Regions from separate parts of the Homo sapiens genome. Here region 1 is linked to region 2. Evidence: read pairs that join two places in POLR2A ChIA-PET (ENCODE). Cell type or tissue: OCI-LY7. All regions are shown on one strand.

Region 1 (4,000 bases), 270 kb after region 2:
GCTAATTGACATGTCCTTTTCTAGCCTAATAGTTTAACTCATATTTACTTATTAGGAACTGTGAGTATGTCAAATGATATAAATTTAAAGGGTGAGATGAGACAAATTTTTATTTAGATTTCTCTTTTTAGAACTAATTATTGATACAATTGGAAATTTTGTTGTTTTTGTTGATGGTAATGGTGGCTTTTTAAAGAACAAGCTAGTGACTTAAAAATAAGCATAGGCTGGGCGCGGTGGCTCACGCCTGTAATCCCAGCACTTTGGGAGGCCGAGGCAGCCAAATTGCCTGAGGTCAGGAGTTTGAGACCAGCCTGACCAACATGGAGAAACCCCATCTATACTAAAAAAAAAATACAAAAATTAGCCGGGCGTGGTGGCACATGCCTGTAATCCCACCTACTCAGGAGGCTGAGGCAGAAGAATCGCTTGAACCAGGGAGGCAGAGGTTGCAGTTAGCCGAGATCCCGCCATTGCACCCCAGCCTGGACAACAAGAGCAAAACTCCATCTTGAAAAAAAACAAAAAACAAGTGTAGCTGAACGTGTTGTGGTGCCCATGGGTAATCCCAGCACTTTGGGAGGCCGAGGCAGGTGGATTGCATAAGCTCAGAAATTTGAGACCAGCTTGGGCAACATGGTGAAACCCAGTCTCTACAAAAAAAATGCAAAAATTAGCTGGGCGTGGTGGCACACACCTATAGTCCCAGCTACTCAGGAGGCTGAGGTGGGTGGATCGCTTGAACCTGGGAGGTCAAGGCTGCAGTGAGTCAAGATCACGCCACTGCACTCTAGCTTGGGTGACAGAGCGAGACCCTGCCTTAAAAACTAAAAAAACAGAGGCCGGGTGTGGTGGCTCACGCCTGTAATCCCCGCACTTTGGGAGGCCGAGGCGGGCAGATTACGAGGTCAGAGTTTGAGACCAGCCTGACCAACATGGTGAAACCCCGTCTCTACTAAAAATATAAAAATTAGCCAGGCATGGTGGCGCATCCCTGTAATCCCAGCTACTCAGGAGGCTGAGGCAGGAGAATCGCTTGAACCTGGGAGGTGAAGGTTGCAGTGAGCCAAGATCGGGCCACTGCATTCCAGCCTGGGAGACAGAGTGAGACTCTGTCTCAAAAAAAAACTAAAAAAATAGGCCTGGGGCAGTGGCTAACACCTGTAATCCCAGCACTTTGGGAGGCTGAGGCAGGTGGATCACTTGAGGTCAGGAGTTCAAGACCAGCCTGATCAACATGGTGAAACCCTATCTCTACTAAAAAAATACAAAATTAGCTGGGTGTGGTGGCGCACGCCTGTAATCCCAGCTACTTGGGAGGCTGAGGCAGGAGAATCGTTTGAACCCAGAAGGTGGAGGCTGCAGTGAGCTGAGATCGCGCCATTGCACTCCAGCCTGGGCAAAAAGAATGAAACTCCATCTCAAAACAATAGATAAATAAATGATATAAATAAAAACAAGTGTAAACCCAGAGAGCTTATTTGCTGATCACTGTGCAACATTAGCCAGTGGAAGGCTTTTATCTGTAACATGTATACTATGTATATACTGTTTAGTCGTGAGCCATAACATCAAACATTGACTGATACATATGTGCCGGATTCTGTGAATTGCTTCCCTGGCCCCAAACAGCCTCAGTTGCACCAAATCTGAAATGCATCCTGCCAAGCATTTTCCCCCTAATTGTTTTAACACAGGATATTTTCAGGAAAAGCTTATCCACCCATTTCTAATTCCATTACAGTTCGCCCCCTTAAGATGTTACCTTGCCCAAGCTAATTCTATCAAAAAAAAAAAAAAAAAAACTTTTTACTTCCTCTTTCAAGGTTTCACTACTTTGCAAACAGGTGGTCCATCAAAACAGCTGCCCATGCCCTCCTCCTCAACTCATGTTTGATTCAAGCTCAGAAGGAGCTTTGTTTAAGCACTCAGACTCCTGGAGAGGTTGGAAAACACACCAGCCCGGGATCAGGAGGAGAGAACTGAAGCAAGCACTGAACTTTCTAACAACTCAAACCTAATCTTTCCCTCTCTCCTTATAGGATCAAATGGAAATTGCAAAGGTCATATGCAATAACTCATTCAAGCTGACCTTTTGAGTTCAAGAGAAACTAGGATGACAAGATAGAAGTGTGGCTTTTAGACAGAGGGCCATCCTGCCTGGGGACATCAACAGATCTTGGTAGCTTTATTTTAGAACTAGAAAGAATGGCAGGAGAAGCAACGAGCATCCTCATTAAAGCTGATTTACTGGAGAGACTCAAAATCCTCCTTTCCTCTTTGGTATCACCCAAGTCACTCATGCCAATTTGTGAAGCTGCACATCATTATTTTAATTGTCTGCAGCCCTTGGGTGAGTTTTAATCATCTCAGTGGCCTGGTGGCTACAAGCAGGGCTCTGGACACTACAGTGAAGAGTTTTCACAGGCACATTTGGTGTCCACCAATTCAGATGGGACCAAAGAAACTAAAGGAACGTAGTCTCATTGATAAACTTTGGGGCAAGTTTTGGGTTTTGTTTTGTTCCTTCTCTCATAGCATAGGAGCTAACTGTCCTCTGATGTAACAAAGATAAATCAGAATCAGGCTCTGGCAAAGGTTTGTATTTGATCAACAAAACACTACACAAAAAAGTAGGTAGTCCGGCATTGCCCTGCTTTCCAAAGCTCTCACTGCTATGGGTTCATCCCTGCTAAAATTGCTTCCTTTCTGCAAACCTCCCGATAATCTTCCTAAAGGAAAAAGCCTTAAACAAATGATCCCTCTGCATAGAATGTTAATTGTCAGGTGACAGGAGTGTCAGTGGGTTCAGCTTCAGAGAAATGCTGAAATCAGGGACACACATGTCCTTTCTAGTGCTATTCAGTTCTCCTTATGTTCCTACACACATCCTTCACCCCGGGGAATCCACAGGTCTGTGCCTCAAGAGCCCCAGAATCACTCACCCCAGCCTGGCTGCAGATTCCACCCCCACAGCCATGGGTATGCCCTGCCTGCACTTCTGCTCTTTCCTCAAAGCCATGTGATGAGACAGAAACCTGAAACATTCCTTGGGTGCTCTTGGTATTTGAATCATTGTTTAAATGGGTTTGACACAGCAAAGTTTAGAAACTTTGTGAAGAGAGAAATAGGTGGCTGGGCAGGGATGGTTCACATCTGTAATCCCGACACTTTAGGAGGCCGAGGTGGAAGGATCACTTGAGGTCAGGAATTCGAGACCAGCCTGTCCAACATGGCAAAACCCCATCTCTACTAAAAATACAAAAATTAGCCAGGCGTGGTGGTGCGTGCCTGGGGTCCCATCTACTTGGGAGGCTGAGGCACAAGAATCACTTGAACTGGGAGCAGGACGTTGCAGTGAGTTGAGACCTCACTGCTGCACTCCAGCCTGGGTGACAGGGTGAGACTCCATCTCAAAAAAAAAAAAAAAAAGAAAAAGAAACAAAAAATAAATAAAGAGAGAAATAGGGAAAAGTGAGAGAAAAGATGGGAACTGTCAAAAAACAGTGATCCTGCGGTATGTCGCAGGAGACTCACAGTAAGCAAATGCTGGCCGCCTGGAGGGCAGGCATGGTGCCAGTTGCATTTGGGTGGCCCCATCAGAGACCCTGACGGCTGTTCGTATTGCTGCCACCCTTCTATCTGGACATTTCTTGTAAGATCTTTCAACACTGCTCTAGATTTGTGTAATTCTAATCTCTGTGGCTATACAGAGAAAAATGAGGTCCAACCAAAATAGGAGCAGGGCTCTCTGGAGAATCTCTTGGATTCTAAGGGAGGTATAGCTCAGGGGTGACCTACTAGAAAGTTTGTCTAAGATCTTTACTGCCCACTGGTGTTGCCAGGGAAACTGGCATGGTGGAAGTCGGCCCATGCTGAGCCTTATTAATAAGTAGCTGAGATTTGCTGTCACACAAAGGCTGAGAGACCACCATGACATGGCAATAGACACAGGGTGAGGGCAAAGCAGGGACATGAAAGAACCACAGTTATATGGACA
Region 2 (4,000 bases):
AGTAAAAACTCCCTACAGCAAATGCCCCCATGAAACCTAGATTATTTTTACAGATGAATTCTACTAAATCTTCAAAGTACAAATAATTCCTACTTCATATAAACTATGAACTTCCAGGAAACAGAAAAGGAGAAAAAGCTCCTCCATATCTGTGAGTTCCAAATCTGCAGATTCAACAACCTCAGACCAAAAATATTTCATAAAAAAATTATGTTTCTACCACTTTTTTGTCACTAATCCCTAAACGATACCATATTACAACTATTTATATAGCATTTATATTTTATTAGATGTTATAAGTAATCTAGAGATGATTTAACATATATGAAAGGATGTGCACAGGTTATAGGCAAATACTAAGCCATTTTATATCAGGGACTTGAACATCCTTGAATTTTGGTTTCCTTTGGGAGGTCCTGGAGTCAATCCCTCATGGGTACCAAGAGACAACTGTATAAGTAAATTTAATTCAGCAATGTATTAAAACCTTAATACATTAAGATTACTGAATTTTGGAATTTGGAAACTCAGATATTTAACATTATAAAAATTCCTCTACAACTTTTAGAAATAGGGCCTTTTTAACCCTATAAATTATATCTACCAAAAACCTAAAGTAATCATTTTTAATGGTGAAATATTAAAAGTATTCTCATTAAAACTAGAAATGAGATGAGAATGTTAGCATTCCTTCTATTAGGATAAAAAATCAAAAGCAAACATGGGGCTGGGCATGGTGGCTCACGCCTGTAATCCCGGCACTTTTGGAGGCCGAGGTGGGTGAATCACTTGAGGTCAGGGGTTTGAGACCAGCTTGGTCAACATGGTGAAACCCCATCTCTACTAAAAGTACAAAAATTAGTTCGGGGTGGTGGTGCACACCTGTAGCCCCAGCTACTTGGGAGGCTGAGGCAGGAGAATTGCTTGAACCCAGGAGGCAGATGTTGCAGTGAGCCAAGATTGCGCCACTGCATTCCAGCCTGGATGACAGAGCGAGACCCCGTCTCAAAAAAAAAAAAGCAAACATGGCAAAACATTAACATCTGCTAAATCTGGGTGGTAAGTACATATTTAAAGTATTTTCTATTAAAATACAGAATTTTTGGCCTGGCACAGTGGTGCATGCCTATAATTCCAGCACTTTGGGAGGCTGAGACAGGAGAACCCTTGAGCCCAGGAGTTCCTAACCAGCCTGGGTAACACAGTGAGACCCTATCTCTTCTATTTTAAAAATAAAAAAAACTTAAACACAGAATTTTTAAAACCTTGGCTTTGTTGCTGGGTCAACACTTGTTGAGAAACTATCTGTTCAGGATTATTGCCTTGTGTAAGGAGCCTTTAAATTATTTACCCAGAAGCTAAATGCAAATAGGTTGTATCTGCGCAAACACTTTTTTCTGTGCATCATCACATACATTATTTGTTCCTCTCCAATGGGAGAGAACATTCCCATTTTTCAGATGAAGAACACTAGGCCTACTGAGGTAAAGAGAGTTGTCCAAAGTCTCAAGGATAGCACAGAAGGACCCCGAACCTGAGCCTAGTCATTCAGTACTTTTTCAATAGCATACTACTTATAATGATAACCAGTGGCTAATAGTACCTGTCCTTTATAAGACTTACTGAAAGTTTATATTTTGACTTGTTTGGTAAAATGATGAAGTCAAAGCTTTCCCTGAGCACTCGAAAACAGAGCACTATAAAATGTCATCTTTGGCGGAGAGAATGATAACTGGAAGGTGTGGGTTTGCTTACATGGCAGGCTTAGCAAGAAGCTGGAATCCTCCCATAACCAGGAAATTTGTAATAGATGTGCAATACCTTGAGCAGAAAAGAAAACACATGTACATTAGTTGAAATGTAAATTAGTTCTTCAGTTTCCAAACACATACCTGGAATAGATAATTCTTGATTATTTCACCAATGAATTTCAGAAGTTTTGTGATGTCAACATTTGTGAAGGGCAGGTTGTGTAATAATTACAATAATGGAGGTAAAGGGAGTGGTAGGGGAATTCCAGCTTAGTAAAGATGGTAATATAAGGCTGGTCACATTGGCTCACACCTGTAATCCCAGCACTTTGGGAGGCTAAGGCGGGAGGATCGCTTGAGCCTAGGAGTTTGAGATCAGCCTGGGCAGCATGGGGAAACCCGACTTTACAAAAAAATAGAAAAATTAGTCAGGCATGGTGGCACATGCCTGTAGTCTCAACTACTTGGGAGGCTGAGGTGGGAGGATCCCTTGAGCCTGGGAGGTTGAGGCTGCAGTGAGCTGTGATTCCAACATTGCACAGCCTGAGTGACAGGATACGACTGTCTCCCAAAAAAAAAAAAAAAAAAAAAAAGATGGTAATATAAAAGGAAATTTTAAAAACACCTAAAGCTAAGCAGAAAATGCAGTAATTTACTTGGTATCTACCAAGCAATATCTATTACGTGGTAACTTAATTAACATACTTGAGAAAACATAATTAAAATAGTTGAATTTTTGATGAAAATTTTCTGTAATCTTCACTTCAGGTTTCCCAATTAAGAAATGACAGTGAAGGCTGGGGGCGGTGGCTCACTCCTGTAATCTCAGCACTTTGGGAGGCTGAGGCAAGTGAATCACCTGAGGTCAGGAGTTCGAGACCAGCCTGGCCAACATGGTGAAACCCCGTCTCTACTAAAACTATAAAAATTAGCTGGGCGCGGTGGCGGATGCCTGTAATCCCAGCTACTTGGGAGGCTGAGGCAGAAGAATCGCTTGAACTTGGGAGGCAGAGGTTGCGGCGAGCCAAGACCGTGCCATTGCACTCCAGCCTGGGCAACAAGAGCGAAACTCCAGCTCAAAAAAAAAAAAAAGAAAAAAGAAATGACAGTGAAGGTAAGAAAATATGTTAAAAGTGCTTGAGTCAGTGTTAGAAAATGTTGATTAAATATTGATATGCTGCTAAAGAACAAGTCTAGTTATACTGCTTTGAGCCCTGTACATTTCTTGTACACACTTGGGCTGGCAAATGGAATCAACTGACTTTGAGGAAGAAGGGAAACTCCTAGTAAAATTAGCCCACAGTACTATACAATTAAATATGGTTATAATGGTTAATTTTATGTGATGTGTATTTTATCACAATTAAAAATAATTTTCGCCAGGCACAGTGGCTCACACTTGCAATCCTAGCACTTTTGCAGGCTGAGGCAGGAGGATAACTTATGCCCAGGAGTTTGAGACCAGCCTGGGCAACATAGTGAGACCCCCATCTCTACAAAAAATTAAAAAAATTAGCTGGATGTGCTGGCATGCACCTGTAGTCCTAGCTTCTTGGGAGGCTGAGGTGGGAGGATCACTTGAGCCTGGCAGGTCAAGGCTGCAGTGAGCTGTAATGGTGCCACTGCACTCCAGGCTTTAATAACTTTATAATTATAAAAATAATTTTAAAGATTCATACATAAACCCAAATATTTTACTTGCCCCATCTATAGGAATAACCTGTTATGTTAAAAAAAGCCCAAAGTATCAAAAGCATTTTTAAGCATAAGGCCTAAAGTACCAGAGAAGAAAAAGAAGTGAAATAGAGGTATTATGAGATGAATTCAAGTCAAAAAAGGAAAATTATACCAGTAAAAGCTGGAATCACAGAAACAACAAAATCTAGTTTTAAAAAAGAAACTAGTATCAAGTTCTATTATTTTTATTTTTCATTTCTGAAAGATGATGAGTTAAAATACTCAAACCAGGGTACTTCCTCTTTGACAACAGCTTCAAATATTTTCAATTTTGCTTAGAATTAAAATAGCATCCAACTATCTGTACATATTATATAGGTTGGAAAGGAAATACACTAAGATGATAAACAGTGGTTAGTTCTGGTGGTAGGATTATGGGTGATTTTTGATTATCTTTATTTGTGCAGTTTTCAGTAATAAACACATGTTATTATGTTATAAATAATCAAAACAAAACACCAACAAAACACGAACTCCCTGAGGGCTGGTGCTTTTCGCAGGCCCCATGCTGT

The links. Peaks named below come from ENCODE experiments on the same cell type or tissue, not always from the same donor. Only the 100,000 strongest peaks of a DNase experiment are listed, where the experiment ranks them.
Region 1: POLR2A ChIA-PET joins it to region 2 with 6 read pairs; 2 of 35 experiments call an interaction of 5 or more read pairs at or near these places.

The regions. Positions count from the first base shown.
Region 1 is chr2:202,003,566-202,007,565 of GRCh38, forward strand. No RefSeq gene overlaps it. Among named protein-coding and RNA genes, the nearest start is that of FZD7, 28 kb to the right of the region's middle. In OCI-LY7, no CTCF peak of the experiment used is centred here; a DNase peak (open chromatin) is centred at 1,856.
Region 2 is chr2:201,736,915-201,740,914 of GRCh38, forward strand. ALS2 (alsin Rho guanine nucleotide exchange factor ALS2) reads right to left here. Exons shown (of 34, transcript NM_020919.4): 12 at 1,756-1,821. Among named protein-coding and RNA genes, the nearest start is that of MPP4, 40 kb to the left of the region's middle. In OCI-LY7, no CTCF peak of the experiment used is centred here; no DNase peak of the experiment used is centred here.